Regions from separate parts of the Homo sapiens genome. Here region 2 is linked to region 1. A link is a contact called in ENCODE Hi-C or POLR2A ChIA-PET data. All regions are on one chromosome and are shown on one strand. Each heading gives the region's core, a stretch centred on a gene start or an enhancer-like site at or near the end of the contact. The rest is flanking DNA. Distances are from core to core; before and after follow the strand shown.

Region 1 (3,482 bases), core at 430-2,929:
CTAGCTCAAATATCTTCCAAATTCCAGAATCATATTTTGCTTACTAAAGTGCCAGAAATGCTTCTAAATGCTTTATCAATGTGAAGTGATTCAATCCTTATACTAATCCTATGATGTGGGTTCTATCATTGTTCTCATTTTACTGATTAAGAACCTGAGGGACAGATAGCCAAGGCGACGTGCCCATGTCAGCACAGCCAGAAGGTAGAGGAGCCAGGATTCAAGCCACACTTTGGATCACAGTGCTGTACTGTCTCTATGAAAAAAGGGGTACATTTGAGGCCAGGTGTGGTGGCTCATGCCAGTAATCACAGCACTTTGGGTGGCCAAGGCAGGCAGATCACTTGAGGTCAGGAGTTTGAGACCAGCCCGGTCAACATGGCGAAACCCCATCTCTACTAAAAATACAAAACTTAGCCGGGTGTGGTGGCACACACCTATAGTCCCAGCTACTCGGGAGGCTGAGGCAAGAGAATTGCTTGAACCTGGGAGGCGGAGGTTGCAGTGGGCTGAGATCACACCATTGCACTCCAGTCTGGGTGACAGAGCGAGACTCTGCCTCAAAAAAAAAAAAGTGGGGCGGCGGGAGGCACATTTTAGAAAATGAGTTTTTTAATGGGTGAGGGCAATGGAGAGGGGTGGTACATTTCAAACATTAATAAACAGTATTCACAAAGAGTAAACCATTCTACAGTAGAATTATTTTCATTTTTGATAGACTTTCTAGACTGGAAGATGAAGTGAGTGCCGCAAAAATTGTAGATGTGACTTGAACAAAGCATTTGGCAAGATATCTCATGATTTGTTTTAGAAAATATGTAATAGGCCGGGCGCTGTGGCTCATGGCTGTAATCCCAGCACTTTGGGAGGCCGAGACGGGTGGATCACAAGGTCAGGAGATCGAGACCATCCTGGCTAACACAGTGAAACCTCATCTCTACTAAAAATACAAAAAATTAGCTAGGCGTGGTGGCAGGCATCTGTAATCCCAGCTACTTGGGAGGCTGAGGCAGGAGAATCGCTTGAACCCGGGAGGCAGAGGTTGCAGTGAGCCAAGATCAGGCCACTGCACTACAGCCTGGGTGACAGCGAGATTCCATCTAAATATAAAAGAAAAAAAAAAAAGAAAATGTGTAATAATATGAACTGGATTCTAGATCAATTAGGTGAATTCACATCCAGTTGAATGACCATACCAAAAGAGTTCTGTTTAATGAATTCTCTTTCAACCTGTTAAGAGGCTTCTTGTGGCAGGTCACAGGGCTCAGTGTTGTCTCCTGTCCTACTTAGGCTTTTTAGCAATGTCTTCAATAAAGAACATCACTGGAAAATCAATCTAATTTGAAGAAGATATGTGGAGTGGTGATGGAACAGGATAGTTAATGTGCTTAAAGGCTACAATGAAGAAAATGAATCTAACAAGATGGAATTTACTGGGTATGAGAGGTCCTTTACTCAGATCTAGAAAAGCAAACAGCTCTCCAAGATCTGGGTGGGGAAGAGATGGCTCAGCAGCATCACATGGAGGAAAAAGAGGCTCAGGGGTTTCCTTTGGCTAGAAGCTAAATGAGTCAACAGCAACTTGTGGCGCTATACCAAACCAAACCAAAGAAAAACAAAACCCCGAAGAAATCCTTAGCCTGGAAAAACAGAATTGTTGCATCTAAGCCAAGAGGAAGAAGCCCTTTTGTTTCTCCTTCATTAGTCAGCTCATATCTGAGGAACTGAATGTTGTTTGAGGTATTGCATCATAAACGGACAGAAACAAACCATAGGTGTCCAGAAGAAGAAAACAGGAATGGATAAGGATGACACCATCTCATAGGAAGAATATCTGTAGGAATGGGGAAAGAAATTAATGGGAGGATATACTATGTCTTCTTTTAGCAGGGCAGGGAGGGATAGCCATGGTGAGTGTTTATAGGACAGATATTACTTACTCTGTGCCACTCTCTTGTGTAGGAAAACAACAGAGAGGAAACTTGATATTGAATATCTACTCTGTGCCAGGAAGTGGTAGTCATTTTAAATGTGTTGTTCTACTGCATCCTTCCACTAACTTTCTCAGACAACTGATGGATTTCTAACACCTTAGCAACTTTCTAATAACTCTATTCCTTCTGATGATTAAGGAATGGGGAAGCATATGCTTGTTAATGTAAATGCGGTGTTTTGATACTGGACTCCAGTATTCAACTTGAAGGTTAAGTGATCAGCTCCAGAGGTAAAGAACCCTTGGCACACAGGGTCTGACACAGAGGTATACCATTCACTTCCTATACTCAGACCAAGATCAGACTGGGATGGGGTAGTGGGTGGACTTCAGCGAAAGAAAGACTTATTGGAGGATGCCAAATTCAGAAGTGGTGCCTGAGTAACAGGGCCCTGTCTGTTCCCACCTCAACTATGCTGACTGGCAGATGCAGCAAGAATTTTGGGCTGTCTCTTTCCACTAAGTCCCTCCCATCAGAATGTACTGATAGTTACCCCAGTCACTGCTGTGCTTCCCAGCTCCCTTCCCACTGTCCCTTAGTGGAGTCTTACTCCCAATTCCTCTATCTTGAGGTTCAGTTTATAAATAAGAATTTAAATAAATTATTTTTAAAACACCAAGGGAAATATTAGAATTTCAATCAATCTTTCTTATGCTGCCTGATATGGTTTGGCTGTGTCCCCACCCAAATCTCATCTTGAATTGTAGCTCCCATAATTCCCACATGTTGTGGAAGGGGCCCAGTGGGAGATAATTGAATCATGGGGACAGTTTCCCCCATACTGTTCTCATGGTAGTGAATAAGTCTAATGAGATCTGATGGTTTTATAAGAGGAAACCCTTTTCGCATGGTTCTCATTTTTCTCTTGTCTGCCACCTTGTAAAATGTGCTTCTCGCCTTCTGCCATGATTGTGAGGCCTCTCTCAGCCACGCGGAACTGTAAGTCTATTAAACCTCTTTTTCTTTATAAACTACCCAGCCTTGGGTATGTCTTTATCAGCAGCTTGAAAATGGACTAATATACTGCCTTAGTCTGTTCCTGCTGCTATAACAAAATGTCTTAGATGGGGGAATTTATAAGCAATAGAAATGTATTTCTTACAGTGCTAGAGGCTGAGAAGTCTGAGATCATGGTGCTGGCAGCTTCAGTAATTGGTGAGGGTGCCTTCTTGCAGCATCCTCACATGGCAGAAAAGACAGAAGAAGCTAACAGGTGCCTTCAAGTCCTTTAATAAGGGCACTAATTTCATTGATGAGGATGGAGCCCTCGCTACCTCCCAAAGACCCCACCTCTTAATACCATCACCTTGGGTGTTAAGGTGATCACATCCAACATGTGAACTATGTATGCAAACCATAGCATACGCCTACCTATAATGTATAAATCCTGCCACCTTGTGTCCAAGACTTCAGATATTGGCCAAGTATGTTTTTCAGGCTTTGTTTTCCATTATATCTCTTCATAGATTCTTTGTTTCATCTAAATTG
Region 2 (3,482 bases), core at 657-3,156, 270 kb before region 1:
TGGGAGACCGGACCACAAGATCTGTTCCAGACTTTAGAGTCTGCAGCAGTTGTTTAAGAACAGCTTCTACCTTGAAACAATTCCCTAGGGAAGAGAGGTATGTGGGAAGTGCTGTGCATATGCCCTAATGCGCTTATGACACACATGCACACACATACACACACATACAGACACACATGCACACACAGGCACACACACATACACGAATGCATGCATATGCACACATGCACACACATACACATGCGCACACATACACATGCACACACATACACACGCAGGCACATAGAGACACACATGCACACACAGGCAAACACATATACGCATGCATGCATATGCACACATGCACATACACATACACACACATGCATGCATACGCACACATGCACACACATACAGACATGCATGTACACACAGGCACACACATATACACGCATGCATGCATACGCACACATGCACACACATAACATGCACAGAGCCATTCACTTACTATGGAAACACATAAACCTAAGGGAAATCTACCACTAGGGAGGCAACAGTTCGAGTAGTACAAAGGGGACGTTTGAAAAGGCTGTTGGAGATAAATTTTCTTATGAAGAAATTCATAGGCTCTGTACTCTTAGAACTAGGCAAAAAATCTTGCCTAGACAGCTGTTCCCCCACCCCAAGGTGAACAGGAATGTAGGTAAAGGAGTTTACATATTCAAAGGCAGCATCTCTTTCCTCCTTTCTGTTGGCCTCTCATAGTTTTCCCCTCATAGACGACGGCATCTCCCATCCCCTGCCCCTGCCATGGCGTTGAACGTGTTCACTTAAACTATATTGCTCTGTCATGTCCTGTGATCTTGAATGCAGGAGCTGCTGTGGAAAAATCACAGTTTACTCCTCATCCTAGTCTTCCAGTGGTTCTTCACCAGCGTCTTCATGGCCTGTGCTGATACACGTTTCTTAATTATTCTTTGCCTCATCTGTCTCTAGGCCTGTAATAGGGGCTTGGGTTGTGACACTGTCTTATTGCCCTTATAATGGTGAGCATGTAGTTTTATTTTGTCCCAGCACATTCCTTTTTGCTTTGCTTCGCGTAGCACTATTGGAATGTTTACTACAAGCAAGTCATTGCACTAAGTGCTGTGGGGGATGCAAAGATAAGAAGGGCAGTCCTAAAGGGAGATAAGACATGTATACAAAAATTCTATTATAAGACAGAAAGTGAACAGTACTCTGAAAGCAGTAGAGCTAAAGAACTATACTTCAGTAGGTGACATCCTGTGATCAAGGTCCCAGTGTTTAATCACTCTCACGCTCAATTTATCCTGTTATCGAACTAGATTTCCTGTTGCTGAAATAGAAACCTACTTATCTCTAGGAGGGCCACAGGTATTAAGTCATCCTTTAGTCTCGTCTTTTCTAGGCTAGACGCCAATGCCTATTTTCCATCCTTTTAATATCAGCCTGACTATAACAACTCTTCAAACGGGAAACCAAAATTGGACATAATAAAAGCTGACCAAGGCCTGGCTGAAGTCCCAGTGCTTCCTGCCACGTTCCTGTTAACACATCCTAACATCATTTTCACATTGATAATAGCATCTCTTAGAGAGATCATTCATTCAGTTTTGTGCTATATCCAGGGTTTTTGCTTTTTCTTTTTTCTTCTCCAAATGAATTGCTTTGTAAGTCCTATGCCCACTCTTACTCCTTTTGCTTCTCTGAATTCTAGTGGTTCTTTAAGAACCAGTTCCAGGCCTTACCTCTATGAAGTCTTCCTGGATTTGACTTTATTTCTTTCTAATTTATCTTGTTAGGGAGAGAGAGACCAGAAAGCTTGAGCCCACTCTTGTTTGCATGTTATTTGGGAAATAATTATGTTGCAATGTATGAGTCAGCTCCTCCAGCCAACTTGCTGTGAGACTCCCTGTTTCTGTTTAAACTGTCTTGCACCAATTACTTAGGCCGACTCTCTAAGCTCTTTTTAAAATCCAGGGTTTTTTAAACAACTGGACTATTTTCTTTTCCTGAAAAGTTTCTATCTGAAAAGGATCATGCCTCTAACTCCTTTCTGCCCTCCAACTTGAAACATATCTTTAAAACAATAAACGGTGCTTGGAAATAGCAGGGCTCTAACAATTTCTTGAATGAATGGTGGCTGGTGCACATCTACAAAATTCTGGTTCTGGTCTCGGTGAAAACGATAATAATAATACCTGCTTTATATAATTCTAGGAAAGAAGTGTGTACATGAAGAATGTGATTTCTACCCATAAGAAACTGAATCTAGGCCATAGTGATATATTTTAGAATGTAGATTTGTTGTTCATAGGTACAGGTTGTGAAGGAAATTATTATAAGGACTCAGGAGATAATTCTAGTGCAGAAGAAAAGGTCAAATCTTCAAAGGAAGCATATTAGTTCCTAAGCCACAGAATTCTCAGTGTGTACCACTCTTGTTCAAAGTGTCTAAATATTTCCACAATCATAAATTTATTTGTGGGTGTCCACCTTTTGCATCTGGATATTAAATTTACACATGGCTTTTATAGCTGGAATGAAATCCAGATTTTTTTCCAGTGATACCATATAAAGTCTTAAAAAATATTGATTTCCTTCTTTTTGGGGGGTGGTCAGACCTGGATGAAAGCATATTGCTCCTATTGCTAGAGAAATAATCCATTATGTGTTTCAGATACTTTAGGTGTTGTGCTTATTATTTACATTATATAATAACACTTTATTAGGTTCTGTTATATTTTGTAATAACCTCTGACTGGGATCAGCACTTGATTATGATCTACAGATAGAAATAAACGTATGGTGCCGGGTGTCGGGGCTCACACCTGTAATCCCAGCACTTTGGGAGGCAGAGGCAGGAGGATCACCTGAGGTCAGGAGTTACAGACCAGACTGGCCAACATAGTGAAACCCCGTCTCTGTTAAAAGTACAAAAGTTAGCCTGGCATGGTGGTGTGCGCCTGTAACCCCTCCAGAGGCTGAGGCATGAGAATCGCTTGAACCTGGGAGGTGGAGGCTGCAGTGAGCCGAGATCACACCAGTGTACTCTAGCCTGGGTGACAGAATGAGACTCTGTCTCAAAAAAATAAATAAATAAAAGAAAGAAAGAAAATATGGATAAATACAAATACACAGTCTTATTTGTTCATTGTTCCTGTGTATATACTTGTTTTTACCAAATAAGTTACAGTGTAACATTTTTGCTGGAAGGGGTATTTCCTACCACCACTTTTGCACCTGATACAGCCTAGGAGGGTGTTAGTTATATAGCAGATGGCCAATAAGTACTTGTCATTTTTTCTCTGGAGTGAAGAGGGACAACGATGGAGTAGAGACGCTGCACCAAGGTCAGTTGGCTTGTTTTTCCAAAGGTTTCTAAAGATTGGCCTTTTTTTTTTTTTGGAGTATTCATAACAGTTCTGCACCAGAAATTGGATCTTGGGAGGTCCAGAATCGACAGGTATCAGGAAGATTGA

The links. A loop is a pair of places that touch in the nucleus more often than their neighbours do. ChIA-PET counts read pairs that join two places held with the same protein, here RNA polymerase II (POLR2A). Pooled maps may share reads with other maps.
Region 2: a pooled map shows a loop between it and region 1 (2.7-fold over the local background). The contact joins two enhancer-like sites. A Hi-C loop is called at or near these places in 2 of 50 pooled maps. POLR2A ChIA-PET finds 5 or more read pairs at or near these places in 3 of 52 experiments (MCF 10A, activated CD4-positive, alpha-beta T cell and activated T-cell).

The regions. Positions count from the first base shown.
Region 1 is chr7:134,612,293-134,615,774 of GRCh38, reverse strand. No RefSeq gene overlaps it. Among named protein-coding and RNA genes, the nearest start is that of BPGM, 33 kb to the left of the region's middle. Within about 2 kb of position 1,679, at least 7 of the 41 ENCODE cell types and tissues checked have a DNase peak (open chromatin) inside an H3K27ac peak, as active enhancers do.
Region 2 is chr7:134,884,560-134,888,041 of GRCh38, reverse strand. The region is part of intron 3 of CALD1 (caldesmon 1); the gene reads right to left. Among named protein-coding and RNA genes, the nearest start is that of AGBL3, 100 kb to the left of the region's middle. Within about 2 kb of position 1,906, at least 17 of the 41 ENCODE cell types and tissues checked have a DNase peak (open chromatin) inside an H3K27ac peak, as active enhancers do.